Regions from separate parts of the Homo sapiens genome. Here region 1 is linked to region 2. A link is a loop called in an ENCODE intact Hi-C map of the cell type or tissue named here. Cell type or tissue: GM12878. All regions are shown on one strand. Links, peaks and the distances in the headings refer to the core of each region. The heading gives the core; the rest is flanking DNA. Region 1 overlaps PIK3R1 (phosphoinositide-3-kinase regulatory subunit 1). Region 2 has its middle 160 kb from the start of PIK3R1.

Region 1 (10,231 bases), core at 830-8,829, 76 kb before region 2:
GGCTGTATGATGACCACACGTTCCTAAGCTGGAGTGCTTATCCCTTCTTTTTCTTTTTTTCTTTGGTTTAATTTAAAGCCACAACCACATACAACACAAAGAGAAAAAGAAATGCAAAAATCTCTGCGTGCAGGGACAAAGAGGCCTTTAACCATGGTGCTTGTTAATGCTTTCTGAAGCTTTACCAGCTGAAAGTTGGGACTCTGGAGAGCGGAGGAGAGAGAGGCAGAAGAACCCTGGCCTGAGAAGGTTTGGTCCAGCCTGGTTTAGCCTGGATGTTGCTGTGCACGGTGGACCCAGACACATCGCACTGTGGATTATTTCATTTTGTAACAAATGAACGATATGTAGCAGAAAGGCACGTCCACTCACAAGGGACGCTTTGGGAGAATGTCAGTTCATGTATGTTCAGAAGAAATTCTGTCATAGAAAGTGCCAGAAAGTGTTTAACTTGTCAAAAAACAAAAACCCAGCAACAGAAAAATGGAGTTTGGAAAACAGGACTTAAAATGACATTCAGTATATAAAATATGTACATAATATTGGATGACTAACTATCAAATAGATGGATTTGTATCAATACCAAATAGCTTCTGTTTTGTTTTGCTGAAGGCTAAATTCACAGCGCTATGCAATTCTTAATTTTCATTAAGTTGTTATTTCAGTTTTAAATGTACCTTCAGAATAAGCTTCCCCACCCCAGTTTTTGTTGCTTGAAAATATTGTTGTCCCGGATTTTTGTTAATATTCATTTTTGTTATCCTTTTTTAAAAGTAAATGTACAGGATGCCAGTAAAAAAAAAAAATGGCTTCAGAATTAAAACTATGAAATATTTTACAGTTTTTCTTGTACAGAGTACTTGGCTGTTAGCCCAAGGTTAAAAAGTTCATAACAGATTTTTTTTGGACTGTTTTGTTGGGCAGTGCCTGATAAGCTTCAAAGCTGCTTTATTCAATAAAAAAAAGAAATGAAAAAGATATATGAATATGACAAAGTATTGCTGAGTCCAACAATGTTGTTTTAAGACTCTTAAAATACGGTACCTGGCAATGTTTATTTCATAAAGAATTGTGAACTTCTTGAATCTAGGGAGGGGGAATGTAGTGAAGGGATGTATCAAGTGGGGTGGTGGGAGGGGGAGGCAAGGTTATATGCACTTTCTCATGATTTACAGAGAAGTGAATAACTGCAAAGTGAAGTTGCTTCTTCTACTTCAGTCTTCTCTCACTTTGATTTGCTAGTTGTTATCAATTAATGACAATTACAAACCTACTGTATCTCTAATACAGTGTGACTGGTCAGGTATTTCAGTTCTTAGGAAGGAAGTGCCAAGTTTGTTTTTGGGTTCCTGGAACAGCGCTCACCTTTGTTTAGAACACTGGTTTAAAGGGATAATCATCTCTGTCACATTAGACTATCCATCATGACCAGCAAATACTCATTTTAGGAAAAAAAAAAGCATGATCTGAAAAATACTTTTGGTGGTATGTTGGTTACCCTCCTAGCTTTCCATTTGGTTTAGAACATAAAGCAAATAGACACAGTCATACTGTCACTGCTCTGGACTGTGTGGAGCTCGCTAAAGTCATGGTCATTGCAGGAATCCAAGTGGCAGTCCTTCTCATTCATTCTAATCATTGTATGTGCTTCACTACGGGGGGGAGAAGGAAACGTTAGCATCATGTTTCCCATTTAGGGCAGGAGTGAGAGGTCTCTCTTCCTGATTTAGATATGCAAAAGCTGGTATGTTCAGTAGGAACTGTACATGTGTTGGGAGGCATAAAGACTAATTAGCAACCATAATATGGTCACTACCCTAATAGACTAAATGAAATCTTGCAATTTCAAATTACTCTTTCTCCATATTAGATTTACCCACAGCTATATTTCTGTTTAAGTACTAGGGTGAGGGTTTTCTGTTACTTTGTTTTTTAATGTTGTTCCTTTTGAAAGAATCAGTCTTGCAGCTGAGTGAAAAATCTGTGGAATGTATTATTTGTCCTCTTTACATGAAACTACTCATACTTAAGCAAAAGTCAGTCTTATAGCAAGACTGTTAGCCCTCAAACTTGACTCTACTGATCTGACCATTTCCCTCTCATCGCCAGACAACTGACGATTTCCCTGGTTTTAGTCTGCGTCTCTGCTTTAAAGTTATTGTGATATCCTTCTAGATCATACACAAGTCTAACAGTTAATTAGTTAACAGTTTTTAAACTAGGTTTGTGGGTATTTTTTTGGTAGCACATGTATGCTATTACATACAAATTTTTATTTCTAAAATATAAGATCTGAGATTGAATATTTTCATTAAAAGCTACAGTTTTGTGAATCTTTGTGCTTCAACATTCTTTGCAAGATGATACGGTATTTAGGCATTTGCCTTATTTTTGCATCTCACAAACATAAGTGCAATAGATCTTTTCATTGAACAGCAAAGTAGGATTCATCATTCCATATGACTTGAGTTACACCAGACCTGTTCTGCCCAATGCCTTTTTGATTACAGTGTAGCTTGCCCACCGCATTTGTCGTTTTAGATACTTTGCTAGCCGGCCACTTTGGATTTCATCAGACAGTCCTAACAATATTGTCTGAACGGCTGAATATGAATAGATACAGCAGAGGCACTCCTGATATATGATTTTTATCCATGCGTCAGTTTTTCCCACCCAGTGTAGCATCCTAAAGATAAAGCCAGAAGCTAAGCTGCAGTGAGGCTGTGATTGGGCGTAGAAGTGGGAGCATTGGGACCTCACATTACACACACGAGAGATCATAACCATGTGAAAAGGCAAAAAGCATGTGTTTGCAACATCTGATAACTTCATGGCCTTTGATAAATGTATATATGTATATGTGCATGGACTGTGTTTCCAGTACACCTTTCAGCCAAAACAGATCCACAGTAGTTGTTGAGTTCAAGTACATAAAGTACATAACAAGCGAACGTCTAGTACAATTCTTACTTATGTGTATGGGATTTTTCCCTTTGAGGTTGCTTTGTTTTGTCTTACAAAGGTGAAAATTGTTTGTAAGTGAAGTGAGAAGTTCATATTTCTTTGGCTTTTTTGTGTTTTTAAAAGTTACTCCTTTTAGGGAGCTGGTCTGATGACTTGCTTAGCTTGGAAATCCTTGTTTTCAGTGTGTCGAGTCAAAATGTGTTTATGTGAGCTGTCACTGTGGGGAACCAATTGCTTTGTCATATAGCTGGTTATGAACTAGTAACATGTTTGGGAAGTCCTACTGATGTTCCTTTGGAAGAAAAAATCTGCTGGTTTTAACAACTGTGCTTTTGCTATGTATGGTATCCAAGTTAGTTGAAACGCAGACACTGAGATCTGTTTGAGTTTAGGGTCATTTTTAGAAAGGGGCAGTTTAAAGCACAATGTCTCACATGGGACAAAGTTCCAAAATGCCAAATTCTTATTTTTTAAAAAGCTAGTTCTATAAAATACTGGTATTATGGGTGGGGAGGAAATAGAATTGAGTCAATTGGAAAGACTATCCAACTTAACATGAAACTTGTCACCATGAGATAGCATTAGCTGCCCAGGATGCTGCTATATATATATATATATATATATATGTGTGTGTGTGTGTGTGTGTGTGTGTATATATATATATATATATATATATATATATATATATATATGTGTGTGTATATATATATATATGTGTATATATATATGTATATACATATATGTATATATATGCACATATATATATGTATTTAAAAAAATCAAAACAAAAAAAAACTCATTTATACCTGTGTATTTTTTAAAGCTACAATCTGTTCAATGTTTTTAAAAATCTGTTTATATGACATTGTTAAAATAAAGTTGGTCTTTTGACGAGAGGGAGGATGTCACGGTCAGTTGTAACTTTGCCTTCACAAGGCAACTGGGGTGGGGGGTGGGGGTAGTGTGCCTCCTTGACATTTCGTTCAAGTTATAGATTCAATGGAGCTATGTCTTGTTTTAAGTTGCTTTAATGCATTGTATTAGATCTTCAAACAGAATAAAGGTTGTTTTGAAACTGAAGTTTTGGGTTGAAATTTCACTTATCACCTAAGAAATCTTTCTAAAACAGCTACCTTTTGGCTTATAAATGTTGCTGCTATTTCTGTTGTCTCCCACCCACTCCCTTTTGATTGTTATCACAGTATCTCATTTTTGTAAAGTTGAGAAGGACATTGAGTGGTCACATGTAAGTAATACATATGAGCTGTCTTTCATAATTTCACTGTTTTTTGAGACGGAGTCGGAGTCTCACTCTGTTGCCCAGGCTGGAGTGCAGTGGCGCTATCTCGGCTCACTGCAAGCTCCACCTCCTGGGTTTACGCCATTCTCCTGCCTCAGCCTCCCGAGCAGCTGGGTCTACAGGCGCCCGCCACCATGTCCGGCTAATTTTTTGTATTTTTAGTAGAGACGGGGTTTCACCGTGTTAGCCAGGATGGTCTCGATCTCCTGACCTCGTGATCCACTCGCCTCGGCCTCTCAAAGTGCTGGGATTACAGGCGTGAGCCACCGCGCCCGGCCAATTTCACCATCTTAAATGAGGAAATACACCTAGGTAATGTCCCTTCAAGGCACGTTCTCGCTATAGGAAAACTAGAATGCCCATCATCCTTCAATTCTCGCCTCCTCCGCATTCATACCCAAACCTTGAGAATCATCCTCTAAGAACGAAGTGTCCAGTTTTGTCTCTGTTGTGCAGTCTGCATATTTTGAACACTCACAGTGCAGGGATGACATGGGACTGTAGACAGGGAGCTAAGTTACACCTCAAATGCAGATTTTACATTGTATCACCTAGTCAAGATACACAAGTCTTACTGTAGGATAACTTTCCCATTTGTTTTGATTGCTAAGTGGACTTAAGGCAATACCACTTTGCATGTATATGGTGTTTACATGTAGACACAGTGAGGGTCTAGACCTGAAAGACATAGTCTAGTAGTAGAGGGGAGAGGGACGTACAAATAATTACTCTCAGGGCAACAATGACTAATATTTTTTGAGTATGGCAGTAGCTCCCAGACTGATGTTCTGCTTTCCCCCTGCTCTGTTTGGTATCACAGAGAACTATATTCGCTGGAGCGCTTGTCCTGGGGCTTCTAGGTGTCTCTTCCCTGGCTCTAGCTCCTGCCAGATAGACCCTCATTTTCAGGTCTGAGCAAACCCCCTCTGCTCTAGCTCTCAGGAGAAGGCTCTGGAAACATTACCTACTCCCATTTTTTACTCCAGCCCAAGAAGTGGTTGCAGCTTTATGCTGTTGCTAAACGTCTGGTTTCCCTCACCACCCCCATTTGGTTTCTGAACCCTTCCCTCACTCAAGTAATTATCATTCAATTATTCCAGTAAGAGCTAGGGTAATTCCCCCCCCACATACACACACTGGTCTCTGACATATCAAGTGATTATTATCTGTTAAACTCTTTGTTTTACTCTTTCCACAATTACCTGGGTAAGATGATTATATTCCCATTCTTTAGATGAGAAAACAAGCATAGATGTGAGATGACTTGCTCAAGATCATGCAGCATCTGAGAACAGAGTTGAACGCATAGGCTTCTCAAGCCAGAGCTCTTTGCCCCTATGCTGTAATGTAATAGACTTTCAATGGAAAATGCACAAGAGAATGCAAAAAAAAAAAAAAAAAAAGGCTCACTGGTAACTTTTTGCTGGGGAGGTAACCATGTGGCTTTCAATTAGTAGACAGTGCACAGGTGGTCAATGATGAATCACAGGAAATAGCCTGGGCTTGCTTTAAACCAGTGGTTCCCAAAGTGTGGTTCCCAGACTAACAGCATTCACATCAGCATCACTTGGAAACCTGTTAGAAGTACAAATTCACAGGCCCTACCCCTGACCTACTAACTCTGACACTGGAGCCCAGCAATCTGTTTCAACAAGCTGAGTGATTTTAATGTATACTAAAGTTTGAAGATCACGACTTTAGATCACCTGCTTACTGAAATAGTACTTCTAGCATTTTAACTAAAAACCATTACCATTAATGAGTGATATGTTACTTTCTAATTTATTTTCATAATGTAGGCCATAGGAAAAAGAAAACAGATTGATTTGCAGTTTAGGAGGCCCAGTCTGCTCTTTTTATCTGTCTTTAACCAGCTGTGGGAAGTGGGCCAATTCAAGGCACCTTCCAGGCCTCCAACTCCTTATCTGTGAGATAAAGGTATGGGCCTCTGGGACTCCTTCTAGAGCATATGCTGTGATTAAGTGAGCTGAATGAAGATTCCCAGTCCCCCAATTCTCCATTTACAACTTGACCACCAATTTTAACCCACAACTAATGGTCCTTTATGTTGCCAGTGACTATGGCCAAGTGAAAGCATGCCTCGAATTGGGGTATACTTTTCTTGCTGACATCTTAAAAGTGACACTTGAGGCGAATCTAAACTGGCAGCCAAGTTCTTGACAGTGTGGAGAGAGTGTATTTGGAAATGACACTCTGCCCATCTACCTAAAGCGTGAAGTGCTAAGAGAATTTGGCCTACCAAACCCTCTGGGGCATGGTGGGAGGCAGGAAAGTAGAGTCTGTTAAGACCTGATACAATGTCAGTCAATTTCAAAAACCCTTTTTTTTCCCCCGAACTTGTCCCTTAAAAGGTCTATTTAAAAATAAAAATCAGTTGCAATATCTTAAAGAGACAGAATTGATTATTCACTCTCCAAACTTCAGATTATCTTCTCAAAAGATAGCACTTTGTAACCTCCAGTTTGGTATTGCTGTCATAAATCAACTCAACAGAAAACCGCTGAGATGCTTTGGGGGAGGGAGGGTGTGGAGGATAAATGAGTAATCACCAACATGCTAATCTGCATTTTGCTTTCCAGAAGGAAAAGAGAAATTCCCTTCTCTCTGTAGCACTCAATCATAAGAGTCTGAAGCATCACCTCAGGCTTAACTTGTTAAATAAAATATTCTAAATCTATACCTGTCTTGACAGGTGTAAAGGTTTGGCCTATAATATGAGAACAGGACAGTCAACCTCTAACTACCACCACTAATCACATTAGGAAGAAAGTTACAAGGGAGGTCTATTCATCACCAAGACTGCTCATTAGAATTATAGTTTTGACTGTGAAATATACCATACGTTGTAAGACTAACTCGCTGGAACCAATTTATTTATGGAGCTCTCATTTCAGAACTCAGTGATTTATAGTCCAAACCCTCACAAATCAAAAAATATAGATAACTTCATCACAATGGAGATGATGTGCTAGTCACTTTATGTCATATTTACTGTCCTCTAACAGAGGCCCAGTGCCATGTTTAAAACTATTTAAAATAGTTTTGTTGACAGTGGTGATGATCTGTTTCTTTGGACCTGCGAGGATAAGACATCCAACGAGATGTCTAACGTACTGATTCATTCAAAGCTTTATTGAGCACCTACTATTTGCTGGACACTATTTCCCTCTGAAGGTCCAGTGATAAGACAGGTGAAATCAAAGATTACAGTCTGCTGGTGAAAGCAAACTCAAACAACTGCCCTCTATCATGAGATACAGAGAGGAATGAACACTAAGTCTCAAGCAGGCCTGCATGAGCAGCTAGGCCAAGCTTCAGAGAAGAGTTGACATTTCAAATGTTTCCTACTCTAGTAAAACAGGCCCATGTACTCCTGGTGGTTGCTCCTCCCACCAGCCTTCATGGAAGCTGGTTCTATTGAGGCTAGACCATTGTACTTCTTTAATATAATCACTTTTCAGGTGACATGTTTGGTTTTTCAATACTGTCAAAGGCATTATCTCCATTATAAGTTCTCTAGAGTTCAATGTTCCCATCTGCAGTTCCCATGCTGCAGGTGGTTCAGACAGCTGACATCACACACCTCAGCTTCAGGCAAGCCACTTTTCTCCCTGTCCAGGGACAGATGCCAGGGCCTCACTTGGCTCTTTGCCTTGGCACATTAGACGTGATCTGCATGCAACTGTACCTTTTCCTTTTATTTTAGATGAGAAATTCTCAACCCTAGCTGAACATTAGGATCACCTGGGTATCCATTTAATAGAAAACCTGACTTATTGGAGTCTCTAGGGGTGAGCATTAAATAAGATGTACAGAATGCACCTGCAACATGGCTGGCACTTAATAAATGGAAGGCAATAAATATAGTTGTTAGTCAGTCTTGCCTATCAAGATTAGATTCCCCAAAACTATCGCTTTCGATTTCCTGTCGTTTTTAGGATAGGGCTGGCTGGACACATGGTAAATCACCCAAAATCTGTAACTTTTAAGATATTTTATATAAGATATTTATATTTATTCATATCTGTACCTACTTTCAGGAAGTATTTACCTTTTATTGGCTCTTAGGCACACAGCATTGATTTACTCATCCAATGGACTAAAAATCACCAATTTATGTGTGGCTGGCTCTTCTATTATTCTGAAATATTGTATAACATTAAATACATTGAATGTATTTATAACATTAAATACATTCAATGTATTTATAACATTAAATACATTGTATACATTAATATACACTGTATAACATTAAATATAAGTATGACAAAAAAGCCATGAAATAGACACAAAACAAGTAGTGAAGGAAGAAAGGAAGGGAGATGTTATTGAAAATAAAAACCAATTGTCTCTAAGTTTCAATAATTGAAAGAAAACAAAGCTTCCTATTAGCCAGGCAAAAAAAAAAAAGGGGTGCACAATGCTTTCATAGTTCCAGTGCTCTGGGAGAAGGAACTTGTCAGTTCAGTGTGAACTAAACGATCCTCTGGCCCTGACACTTGAGAGGAATCTGTCAAAGGGATCTCTGTAAGTGGTAGTGCCTCTTACACAATGTTCGATTAGAAATGGTTCTTCAGATATATTCTCCATATGGTGCTTTCTTATTTAGTCTGTGGCAGAAGCAGAATATTGTTCTAGAAAGGAGGTTCTGTGATGTTGGCTCCAGAACTCTGCTCGAGGTGCATCTTGCCTGTTTCCTAGCACTGTTTGGGCTGCACCCACTTCAGCATGCCGGAGAAAGCTGCCCTGCAAGTTCTACAGAAGGAAAGGCCAACAAAATCAGGGCCGCTGCTTATTTGCTAGACTGTTCCAGGCCAGCAGTTCGGTGGTGAATCTTCGGGAAGTCTTTGTGACATCTCAGGCAGTGCCAAGTCTCAAAGCTGTGGGGGACTAGACACTCCACTCTTTTATCCAGACATCAGCTTTGTCTGGTCTAGAGCCCAACTTCATGCAGCACTGTGTTTCATTCATCATTTTCCCCATAGAAGATCCTAGTTCTAGTTCATTTTACTACCTTTAAAATTTTATCTCTCAAAGATACATTCCAATGATACATTTTAATAACACCCCGTAAAACTGGAAGTTCAAGTTTTCTGGCTTTTTCCCCAAGGAGAAGGGTTGTCATCAATATATGGAACTTTTGAGGAATTTCTGCAAAAGTCTGTAATCACAGTAGAATGAAGGAAATTTTAACCAGCCTACAATACATAAGGGAAATTGTCTCTGGCGAGTGGCTGTAAATCCTTAGCAGAACTGCACAGTGTATTCTCCCACATCTCCCTAGTTTAGAGAAATTGAGGCTAGAACTAAGGGTGAGGCAGTAAGGGTGCATCGGAAAACCTTCAATCATTAGCTCTTCCGCATGTCACTGAACACAGAGTTGGGAGGAGGTGCACAGTAGCACACCAGTATATAGTATTGCCATCATCCAGATGCAATCAATGAAAAGTAATCTCAAGAGTATTGATAATAAAGTAAAACAATTAGGAAGTGATGAGTTTTTAGTATTTGATTGTAAGTTTATGGTTTTTTAATGATGCCTGTAATTATAATTTGTGTGATATTAAGCTTGTATCATTTAATGTTTAATAAAAGCTGTGTATAACAGCCAGCTCACAAAATGCCCGAAAAGTGTAGCCATCAGCTCTCAGGGTTTGGTTTGAATTGGCTCCAGCACACCCTGGCAGTTAGAAGGGGCAAAATCTTAAGTTTAAGGATGCTTTGGGAAATGCATTGGATGCCAGTGTACACCAATTGGCTGTGATCTCACATCCGGCTTCTGCTTGGAAAGATGGTTGCTAAGAAAAACAGAAGTAGCCCCATACCAGGTTCCTAACAAAATCAGTTAGGAGGAGCAGACTATGTCCTGGCATTTAGGTCTATCACAGTAAACACACAAAAAAATTTAGTGCAAGTTCTCCCTTATCCCCTTCACAGAAAAATTGT
Region 2 (10,231 bases), core at 1,022-9,021:
TTTAAGGCTAAGGAAAAAGGCTTCTGCCAGTTGCCTCAATATTATATCTTGAAACCCAAGTGAAAGGAAACAAAAAGTTTAAAATGCATTTTGAATTAAGCTGCCCAGTTATACAATGTAATCACCCCCGTTCTTGCAAGTGGAAGAGGGAAGCAGAAAAGGTCAGAGTGATGTGATGTGAGGAAAATTCGGCCAGCTTTTGCTTGCTTTGAAGATTTGAGAAAGGGGCCACAAGCCAAAGAATGTGAGTGGCGTTGGCCAGGCACGGTGGCTCATGTCTTTAATCCCAGCACTCTGGGAGGCCAAGGTGGGTGGATCATCTGAGGTCAGGAGTTCAAGACCAGCTTGGCCAACATGGCAAAACCCTGTCTCTACTAAAAATACAAAAATTACAAAAAAATACTAAAAATACAGTGTGGTGGTACATGCTTGTAGTCCCAGCTATTCAGGAGGCTGAGGCATGAGAATCACTGGAACCTGGGAGGCAGAGGTTGCAGTGAGCCAAGATTGTGCCACTGCATTCTAGCCTGGGTGACAGAATGAGAATCAGTCTCAAAAAAAAAAAAAAAAAAAAAAAGAAAAGAAAGAAAAAAGAAAAAAAAGAATGTGAGTGGCCTTTACAAGCTGGAAAAGGTGAGAAAATTCTTCCCTGTACCCTCCAGAAAGGAATGCAGCCCTTCTGATGCTATGATTTTAGTCCATTGTAGCCAGTGTCAGACTTCCACAGAATCATAAGATAATAAATTTGGTTTGTTTTAAGCCATTAAGTTTGTAGTAATTTGTTACAGCAGCAATATAAAACTAATACAGTATCTATAAAATCCAGTCAATAATAGTAACGTAGAATGATCACTAAGACAATGCAAGTAACATACATTACTTAATACTTATCAAATACTCAGTATATAGATGCTATTATTTTCAGTCCTCCTCCCAACTTTCCATACCTTCTTCCTTCAAAGTCAAGAATGATGGTACATTGGTGGCCCCACTGCAAATCCTTCTATGAATGAGCCTGCCAGCAGTAACTCTCCCAGAGCCAGTTGACAGCAGGAGAAATAACAATCCTTTCAAATCCATTTGGCCAGGGCTGAATGTCTGGCAGTTTTCTAAAGGGATTTTCATTTTTAAATTAAAGTGATAGATCTACCTGTCTGTATCTTTATGACTGTGGAAGCAAGCTTCTGGCCAAAGAACCAACTTTGCTTTTTCTATGTATTCATTTCTATTTTAATTTGTATATTACAGAACAAGCCATGGGTATCTCAGCTTTAAAGCAATGCCTTGTCTTTAAAACTACATGGGGAGAACAACAGCTCATATCATGGACAAGTTTAATGAAAAGAGATGGAATTTCCAGGAGGGTAGAAAATAGATCCAACAGTTTCTGGGAAACTTCTCTCTTGGCTCTGAGCCTAACCACCAGGCTCAATACCCACTCCCCCTCTTTTTGCAGTTACCCCAATATTACAAGAAATTGCCCAATTCTAAGGACTTTCAAAACTTTAATGCCCAGTCTAGTTCCATGTGCCTTAGGTTTAAAAAAACAAAAGGACAAATCCTTAGAAGAATAACTTGTCTCCCATGAGTAATACAAAAAAAATTGATGTAACATTTATGGTTAAGACTATGTGCATAAAAGTCAGAAAAGCTTTATTTATGTCCTGCACAGCTGTTGTAAGGTACTTGTCTCTCTCTGGTTATTTGGAGATTATCATATAGGCAGTTAACCTTAATGCTATGCTAGCACTCACTTGGGTGCCTCTAATGCCAATTATACCTCACCATTTGCATTTGTTGTCTCTGGCACAGATGATAAAAAGAGAAAGAGAAGTATTGTTGATTGTACATTCAAATTAACACAGCATTCACAGGGACTTGGGTGTGGTGGCAGATGCAAATCAAAAAGTCTGGTTCTTGATGGGTTGGGGATAGAAGTGGAGAGCTGCAGGCTAATCTACGTGGGGGATTTCTTTTTTCTTTTTGGATGGGTCAAATGTTTCAATTCCTTTCATGCTACTGATACATGCAGGTGCATGTTCATGCAAGAGCAGCATTTCAGAGACAGGTGTGATGATTTTTACATTTTATTCCTGGTTTTTTTTTTTTTCAATAAGGAGAAGCAATAAAAAAAGTCTCTCAAGATCATTTGCTTCTTTCCCCCATCAGCAGCCTATTTAGAGGGCTGTCAGAGTCACAAGGGACTCCTCATCTCTAGTCCCAGTCCATGCAATCCTTATTTGCATTTGCACACCGTGTTCCATATCTGGGACCCATAGAGAAGGCAGGAGGGAGCCAACTAGGACGAGTCAGGGAAGTAGATAGCAAAAGTGAGGAAAGACTTTGGAAATGAGCCATACCTGGAAGGTGTATGGGAATGGGATGCAATTGTATAGAAAGAGAAGAGCTTTTGTGATGAGGGCCTAATTATAAACTGGAGGGAGAAGAGGGTGTTTAGCGTGTATTGTCTGAGGGGCAGAGCACATTCATGCTCACTCTGTCCTCCAGGAGACCTAGCCAGAAGAAAAGGACTTCCATGGCAGGAGAATGGGTGGAGTTGAGACATAAAGACTTTCCTGACCATAAGGATTGAGAAAGATTGCTTCAATTCTTTTTCCAGACCATTAATATACTGTGTATTTTAGATGAGCAGTTTTCTTTCCATTCTGTCAGAACGCATTTCAAACTAGATATAGGCAATGAATTGGTCTCTCAATAACCCTTCCAAACTTTTCAGCCAGAGCATGCATTCTATCATGTTTAACTTTTAAAAAGATTATATACATATATTTCTTAACTAAAGGAAAGTAGAACATTTTACCAACACAACACACTGAAATATTTTATTATCTTCATTTTAAGAAAAGGGAAACCAAAACCTTAAAAACTTAAATATTCTTCCTGCTGTCCCCTACTCCAACATGTAAGCAGAATAAAAAAAAATTTGTGCAGGCATAGAATTTTCTATCATTGACTCTAGATTTGAGCTCTGTAAGTGGAGGCAAATATAAAATATAACTTAAATTTTAAAATTACCATACCTAAATCTTTCTTAGTTATAATCACCTCTATATCAAATTATTTTCTTTTGCTAAGAATGAGTAATATTCAAGGCAATCTTACAGCTAACCATTTCCTCTTTTCCAAGACAAATCACAATACCTGAATGGTAAAATCAATATTGTTCATTTCAATCATGTTGCTGATTATGGAGGGATATAAGATAGAGGGATAGGTTCTGAGATGGTGGGAAGGCTGGTAAAACTCGAGGTGTTCAGAAAAATGATGTACCTAGTGTAAGATAATATAAAGGGTTTGTTTTTAAAAGTGGCTGAGCTTCAAAATCAAGTCAGCACTTACTTATTAAGTCCCCATTGTGTATTTTCAGAAAAAAAAAAAAGTATAGCTGCTGCTATTAGAAATCTCAGTCTGTGAAACAACTGAAGGCCAATCCAGGATTCGATTCAGGGGATAGGTTGGAAGAATTGCCTCTTCTTCCTGCTCTGCACTTATAACTACAGTGTTACAACATTATATAGATTTGCCTCCCTGCCATGAAAATCGGAATGCAGTGGCCCTTTGCTTCCAAAACAAATATGAGTTTAGTTTCCCAGCATTTCCCGTCTTTTCCAGGAGCTCGGTTTTGAACAAGATTAAACATGCACACAGCTGAAATCAAGCTGGGTACTATGGAAATGTTGAAAGAGTGGACTTAAATCCTAGCTCCTCAGGACGGTCTAGATTCATTCCACAGCAAATATTCCTCACAGCTGCTGCTCTTCTGGTAAACAGAAGAGAGAAGAAGAAATAAGTTATTATCTGCCTGTTTAAACTGTCCCAAACTGAGAGACTAACACGTAGTACGGGTGACATGCAGCATGAGTTTCTTTTTCTACAGGATTTTGTTTGTTTTGTTTTAGTTTTACCTGACTGGAACTTGCCTTCTGGGGACCTTAAGTTCTAAATGAAGAAAAAATAATTTTATTTATTAAAGATTCAATTTTGCTTCTAAGAGTTTAATCAGAGTCTCTTTCTCCAACTTGAATTCCCCATTCACCAAGATTCCTTGTACTGTTGGTAACTGTCATATAAGAGAACCGTTTTTATATCTAGCAAGACCTCTTTGTCATCTTTAAGGATAAGATTGATTAAGAGAGAAGAGAACCAGGCAATGTGCATTTGGGAACTTATTATTACTCTCAAAGTTCTGGTTGTCTGAACCTCTGAAAGATGACTGATGCCCCGATCTCAGCTCAAAATACACAGAGACATCGTGTTTGGTGGAAGACACCTCAGAGATCTGCTGACTAGCCTCTTCATTTATTATAATTGAGAAAGCTGAGGTAAAGGGAGCATCATATTCTTTCAGCATTTTCCTTAGAGTGATTTAGTTTTGCTTCCCACTATGTGACTTAAATGACTCAAGAAGTCTTGCAAACAGATGTGCGCAGGTAGCAAATCCATGACTAGCATGGCTACCAGCACTGACCACAGAGCAACAGAGAAGGCAAATGAGGTGGTCATCGTTGAATTCAGTTTAGAGGTCAGAATAAGGGCATTCTTATCATAGATTGCTGAAGGAAAATGATATATCCGCAAAGTCACTACTCTACAATAGGTTATTTTTAAGGTCCCATAAAAAAAGCCCATGATTTAGAAACAAGGCTAGATTGCGAAGTACTCTTATTTTAAGAGGTTCCCAGGCATTTGGTGGTGCTCTTGATCCCCACATCCTGGGTTTTGAATGATTTTTCCCAAGCAAAAAATTGGCTTGCCTACATGTGTGAGCCACCATATCTTTTTTTTTTTTTTTTTTTTTTTTTTTGGCCAATAGTCATATCTACTGTTACTGCAGGACCTGAGATTCAAGCACAATAAGAGGCTATACCAGGCTGACAGAGAAGGACAAGAAGTGGTAGTCAACAGAGATCCTGTGGCTGAGCTAGCAGGAAGCCACAGAGCAGCAAAAGAGTGGGGTCTGATCCGGCCTTGCTATTCACTGTATCTTCTACAAACAGCATCTGCCTCTTTTGGGAGCTCTGTAGAAAGGCAGAACTTGCATTTTAACAAGCTCTTCAGGCGATTCTTATGCACATTAAACTTTGAGGAGTAGTGCCTGGTCCCACTCCCAGAGAGTCTGATTTAATAGGTTGGGTTTGTGGCCTGGGCACAAAGACTTCGAAAAGCTCCCCAGGGGATTCTAAAGTGCAGTGGTGGTTGAGAACCACTGCCCTGGAGCTTGAGGTTATGGCCACAAGCACTGGATATGAGAAAGCAATGGGCAAATGAGCTTGACCTGAGTAAGGGCAGCTTATATTCTTGTTCTGTTTTTGATGCAGAAATCTCCATAGGAATTTAGAGAAAGGGCTTCTTCAAAAGAAAATAATGGAGAGAAAGCAAACCCAAGAAGAGCTGGGGAAGCAGACAGGGAAAGGTCTCTGCAAACAACAGTAGCTGGGATTCAATGAATTCATACATGCAAAGAAGTTAGAACAGTGGCTCACACATAATAAAGGCTTTATAAATGTAGGCATGTTGGCTGGGTGCAGTGGCTCATGCCTGTAATCCTAGCACTTTGGGAGGCTGAGGCGGGCAGATTGCCTGAGCTCAGGAGTTCGAGACCAACCTGGGCAACATTGTGAAACCCCATCTCTACTAAAATACAAAAAATTAGCCAGGCTTTGTGGCATGCACCTGTAGTCACAGCTACTTGGGAGAATGAGGAAGGAGAATTGCTTCAACCTGGGAGGCAGAGGTTGCAGTGAGCTGAGATTGTGCCACTGTACTCCAGCCTAGGCGACAGAACAAAACTCCATCTCCAAAAAAAAAAAAAAAAGAAGGCATGTTTTTGTTATTGGTATTCATGGAAGATATGGGCTTGAATAGAGAGATACTAGACAATACTGGTCTTCATTTAGTATCTCCTAGGTGCCCAGCCCTTTATATTCATTATCTCATGTAATCCTCATAAAAGTCCTTTCAAGAGAGTATTATTATACCCATTTAGCAGGTAAGAAAACTGAGACTTACAGAGATGAAACATACTACCCAAGGTCACAGTTCAAACCCAGATCTTCTTGAGTCTAAAGCACCATTTAACTTCAACCAGGAGGAAGGTTATCGTTGTCGTCCCCAAGAATGTGGAGATTACCATGTGGTTGGAGAGTAGAAAATGGAGGGGAAGTAGGAATGATCTTGATAAATCCCAAATGCTATGTGTTTACTAGGTCCTGCTTCCTCCCAGTTCCCAGGCTCTCATCCAGACTGCTGCCCAAAAAGCAGTTATAAATTATTGCCTTTGGAATAAAGCAAAACTCAGTCATGCCAGCAAAGCTCATGGCTCTATTCAAAGGAGACATCTTGCCCCTCCCTGGCTTAGCACATTAAGGCTGCACTCCAGCTAGTAAGCCTCCCCAGCCAATTGCAAAGGAGGGTGGAAAAGTTGAGAATTACAAAGGGGTGAATACTGAGCCCAACACATTTTATTACCAAACTGTTAGAATTAGAAGAGGGTGTATATCAGATGGGCTAAGAAAACACTAGTAAGCACTTGGACTGCGGAACTGCAAAAGGATTTGCAGTAACAAAGTCTGATAAGACGTAGCTAGTATGGATTTGTGAGGGCAGGCCTAGCTTGAAAGAACTCACTGGGTTTGTTTTAGTTTTTTTTTTTTTTTAGAGGAATTACTGTTACAGGAGATAAAAGGAAAAAAAGGCTAGGATTATATTTACCTAAAATGACAAAACATTATTTGATAAGGTTGTACCTTAAAGTCAATTGCACCAGGTAAGAAATTCTGGTAGGGGGCAACTGAGCTTAACGGGAAGATAAAATGCTCCCCAAACAGGAAACAAAAAAAGGGGAAATAAAAGGTAGCATCTTCAGCTGGAAAAAAAAAAATCTACCCGTGAGCCTTCTCCTTCCTAATTCTTCTTTCAATAGCTATTTATGGGATGTCTCTGTTGTGCCAGGCATATCTCAGTGTCATAGGCACTGAGATAATCAGTGAACCAAAGAGACAAAAACCTCTGTCCTCCTGGAGTTTGCATTGTAGTGGGCATACAATAACCTGTGTACCCAATGCTGTTCAATTTGGGGCATGAACCTCTATGTCATAAACGCAACTGTATCCCTGAAATGTTGCCACAGTTCACTTAAGAAGAATCAAATGCAAATAGTTGGACAAACTCTAGAATTATTTGTCAGAAATGTCTCCTACCCCACCAGAGGCTACATGGCAAGTCTTCTTGAATTCCTTCATTTCCAGGTTATAATTAAGGGATACTTAAAAATACAGTTGTCCCTTGGTATCCTTGGGGAATTGGTTCTAGGACCTCCCACAATACCCAAGTCCAGTGATGCTCAAGTCCCTGATATAAAATGGTGTAGTATTTGCATATAACCTATACATTCTCTCCTATACTTTAAATCATCGTTAGATTTCTTATAATACCTAATACATTGTAAATGCTATGTAAATACTTGCTATAATATATTGTTTAGGAAATAAGAACAAGAAAAAAAAAGTCTGTACATGTTCAGTAATGTTTTCATTTTGCATATTTTTGATCTGTGGTGGGTTGAATCCTTGGATGCGGAACCCACAGATAGAAAGGACCTGTGGTATTCAGTCCTTTACATATTGTATTCATGCACCTTTGTCCCATTGGAACTTAAGAGTCCTTGAAGGCAAGAATCATGCCACCTCTTTTGTTTCCTACATCTCTGGGCTTGTGGGAAACAATTCTCTACCCTGCAAATGTCATTGACTCAGTCACCGGTTTCCATAAACTAGAGGAAACCACAGAAATAGTCACAACAACATCTCTAAGCAGATGAAAGATTATTACGATAAGACTATGGTAAACAGCTCTCCATCTTCATGGAGGCCAGAAATGGACAAAATGGATGTGAAGATTGCTCTGTGCCAACAAAGTTCTATAAGGACATCTGTAGATTTTTTTTTTCTACAGATGCTTAAAATGGAGACAATTCTCACGAGCCAAAGGAGGTTTGGGGATGGAGGCTCAGGCTCATAAAACCAGATCACGGTAATAATTTCTCATGCCAATTCAAACTTTTGATAGCTACTTTAAAAAGGTGATGTTAGCACCAGGAATTTGAGTTTATGGCAGATTGTTTGGGAATTAAGCCCTCTAAAGAGGAGACTTCCAGTGAGGCAGGCATGAAGTCTGTCTGGAAGACGGAGCTTTGGCATGACTGAGCCAGACTATGCAGTGGATTAAGCAAGCTTTGATAAACTATGGTGACCCTGAAGCCCTGCTGGCCAATATAGGATGGCAACTGTAATGGGGTTCTGAAACCATCCTTAAAGTTAGTCCTGAGAATATCCAGCCTTCACTTTGGAAAAAAATATCCAAAAGAATGTGGATATGATCCACCATTGCCGTAGAAAAGTAGGCAACAGTACATGGTCTAGCAACTTAAAGCAAACAGATGAGTGCCCCCAAAGACAGAGAGGATTTTCCACCTAGCATTTGTATGGGCTGTGATAGTGGAAGACACGCAAGACTTCAAGTGATGCTGCTCAGCTCTGAGCCAAGTGTCCAAAGGCGTAACTGTCAAATGTGTGCCTTTTCTCTCTCCCCCCATCCCTGCTGAACTCCTTGTCCTGCCAAACACCACACACAGTCAGCCGAGCAGTGGAATTCTTGAGAAACTGACACTTCCTTGTTCAGTACACTCAAGCAGATTTCCTGACCAGTTATGACACTCTGATATCTGTTTGTACCACACTTCAAAACAGCAAGTCTGTCCACAATGATCTTGTCTTTGAAACTGTCCACTTTAAATATTGCCTTATAATTTTACTGTGTCTACTTTTGAAGACTGAAAACCTCCTAAAACAGGGTATGGGAAGTACATTGCAGTTATGATTGGTGCCCTCGCCTAGATTACAAGTGTGGAAGTTACTTCTTGAGGCCTCTCTTCTGGGCATCTCATGTATCATGTCTTCCATATATCAGAGGCAGAAATTGGATCCCGAGTCTTGTAACCCAATGGCTGGTATTCTTTTTGCAATATCATAGTGCTTTCAAAGTTAGCAACATTCTCCTTAAATTCTCTGCTAAATCATAGTGCATTTCTTAGTTATGTCTGTATAAGCTTAACATTCTCCTCCCTATATATCGATTTTTTTTTAAGTCTACATTGGCAAGCCATCTTCTGCCCTAAGCCCTAAGATCCTAGAATCTCATGGCATTTCACCTTCACAGGACTTTCCTTGTGCCATCCTTCCAGGCCAGGAACAACCATCACTCTGGACCTTTCTGTTCCTGAAGTCATGGGATGCCTGGGCTGGTGAGGTCCTCAGACATCATCATGCCAAATGACCCCATTTCACATTGGGTAGAAATCAAGTACAAGGAAATACTCAGTTGCACAGGGCCCATGACTCACAACTTACATCCTTTCTACTTTACCAGGCTGTCTTTTACAACTCCAGTCTCAACTTGAAATTACCCTGAGTACATTCTCTGTGCTCTATTCTCTGATTGCCATGATAGAGGTAAAGTACCCAGAGAAAAATTACCCAGAGAAAAATTCTAACTGGTACATTTCCTCAATAATATATTGTCACTCTGAAATGACAATGTTTTAACCCAGTAAAATGTGCTACTGCACAGATGAATAGTGTGATTAATGAGTGGTAGGAATTCTGGGTCCTGAGGCAGATGGAAGAGAGTCTACAGATTGAGTGGCTCTTTTCAATCCTTGGTTCACACCCTTTGGACTTGCAGAGGATTGATAGAGGCCCCCTAAACCAGAGGTTTCCGTGTTACTTCTTCCTAAATGTAGAGAAGGCATGATGTGCTGGGAAAGGGTAGTGACCCCAGGAATCTCAACTTCTCTTTTGCCAAACATTTGCTGTAGACTTTAGACATGTCTCTTAATTTCTCTGGGACTACATCACTGGACTTCTATAATGAACTTCTATAATGAACTAGTGTTCATTATAGAAGTCCAATGTTGCCAGATCTTCTCATATTTTTTTCCCAAGAAAAATCCCCCAATTCAACGTGAACAGTGTTGATTTTTAATGTTGGCAATTCAAATTTCAACAACAACAACAGAACTTGTGGGGACACAAAACATCCCCTGTCCTCAGGCTGTGAGCAGTCCTGACTGGCCACCAGGAGACCCTTATGTGACTAGAGTAGTCTGGAACTCTGTGTCCAAGGAATGTTGGCAGGTGCTCAGAGGTGTTAC

Evidence for each region. A loop is a pair of places that touch in the nucleus more often than their neighbours do. Peaks named below come from ENCODE experiments on the same cell type or tissue, not always from the same donor. Only the 100,000 strongest peaks of a DNase experiment are listed, where the experiment ranks them.
Region 1: a loop joins it to region 2, with 2.3 times the contacts of the local background. A loop is called at or near these places in 4 of 110 quality-filtered maps.

The regions. Positions count from the first base shown.
Region 1 is chr5:68,297,778-68,308,008 of GRCh38, forward strand. It overlaps PIK3R1 (phosphoinositide-3-kinase regulatory subunit 1), which reads left to right. Exons shown (of 16, transcript NM_181523.3): 16 at 1-4,044. Among named protein-coding and RNA genes, the nearest start is that of PIK3R1, 87 kb to the left of the region's middle. In GM12878, for the core only: no CTCF peak of the experiment used is centred there; a DNase peak (open chromatin) is centred at 5,790; H3K27ac peaks cover 424 bases.
Region 2 is chr5:68,373,456-68,383,686 of GRCh38, forward strand. No RefSeq gene overlaps it. Among named protein-coding and RNA genes, the nearest start is that of PIK3R1, 160 kb to the left of the region's middle. In GM12878, for the core only: no CTCF peak of the experiment used is centred there; DNase peaks (open chromatin) are centred at 4,486, 5,036 and 5,106; H3K27ac peaks cover 258 bases; H3K27me3 peaks cover 278 bases.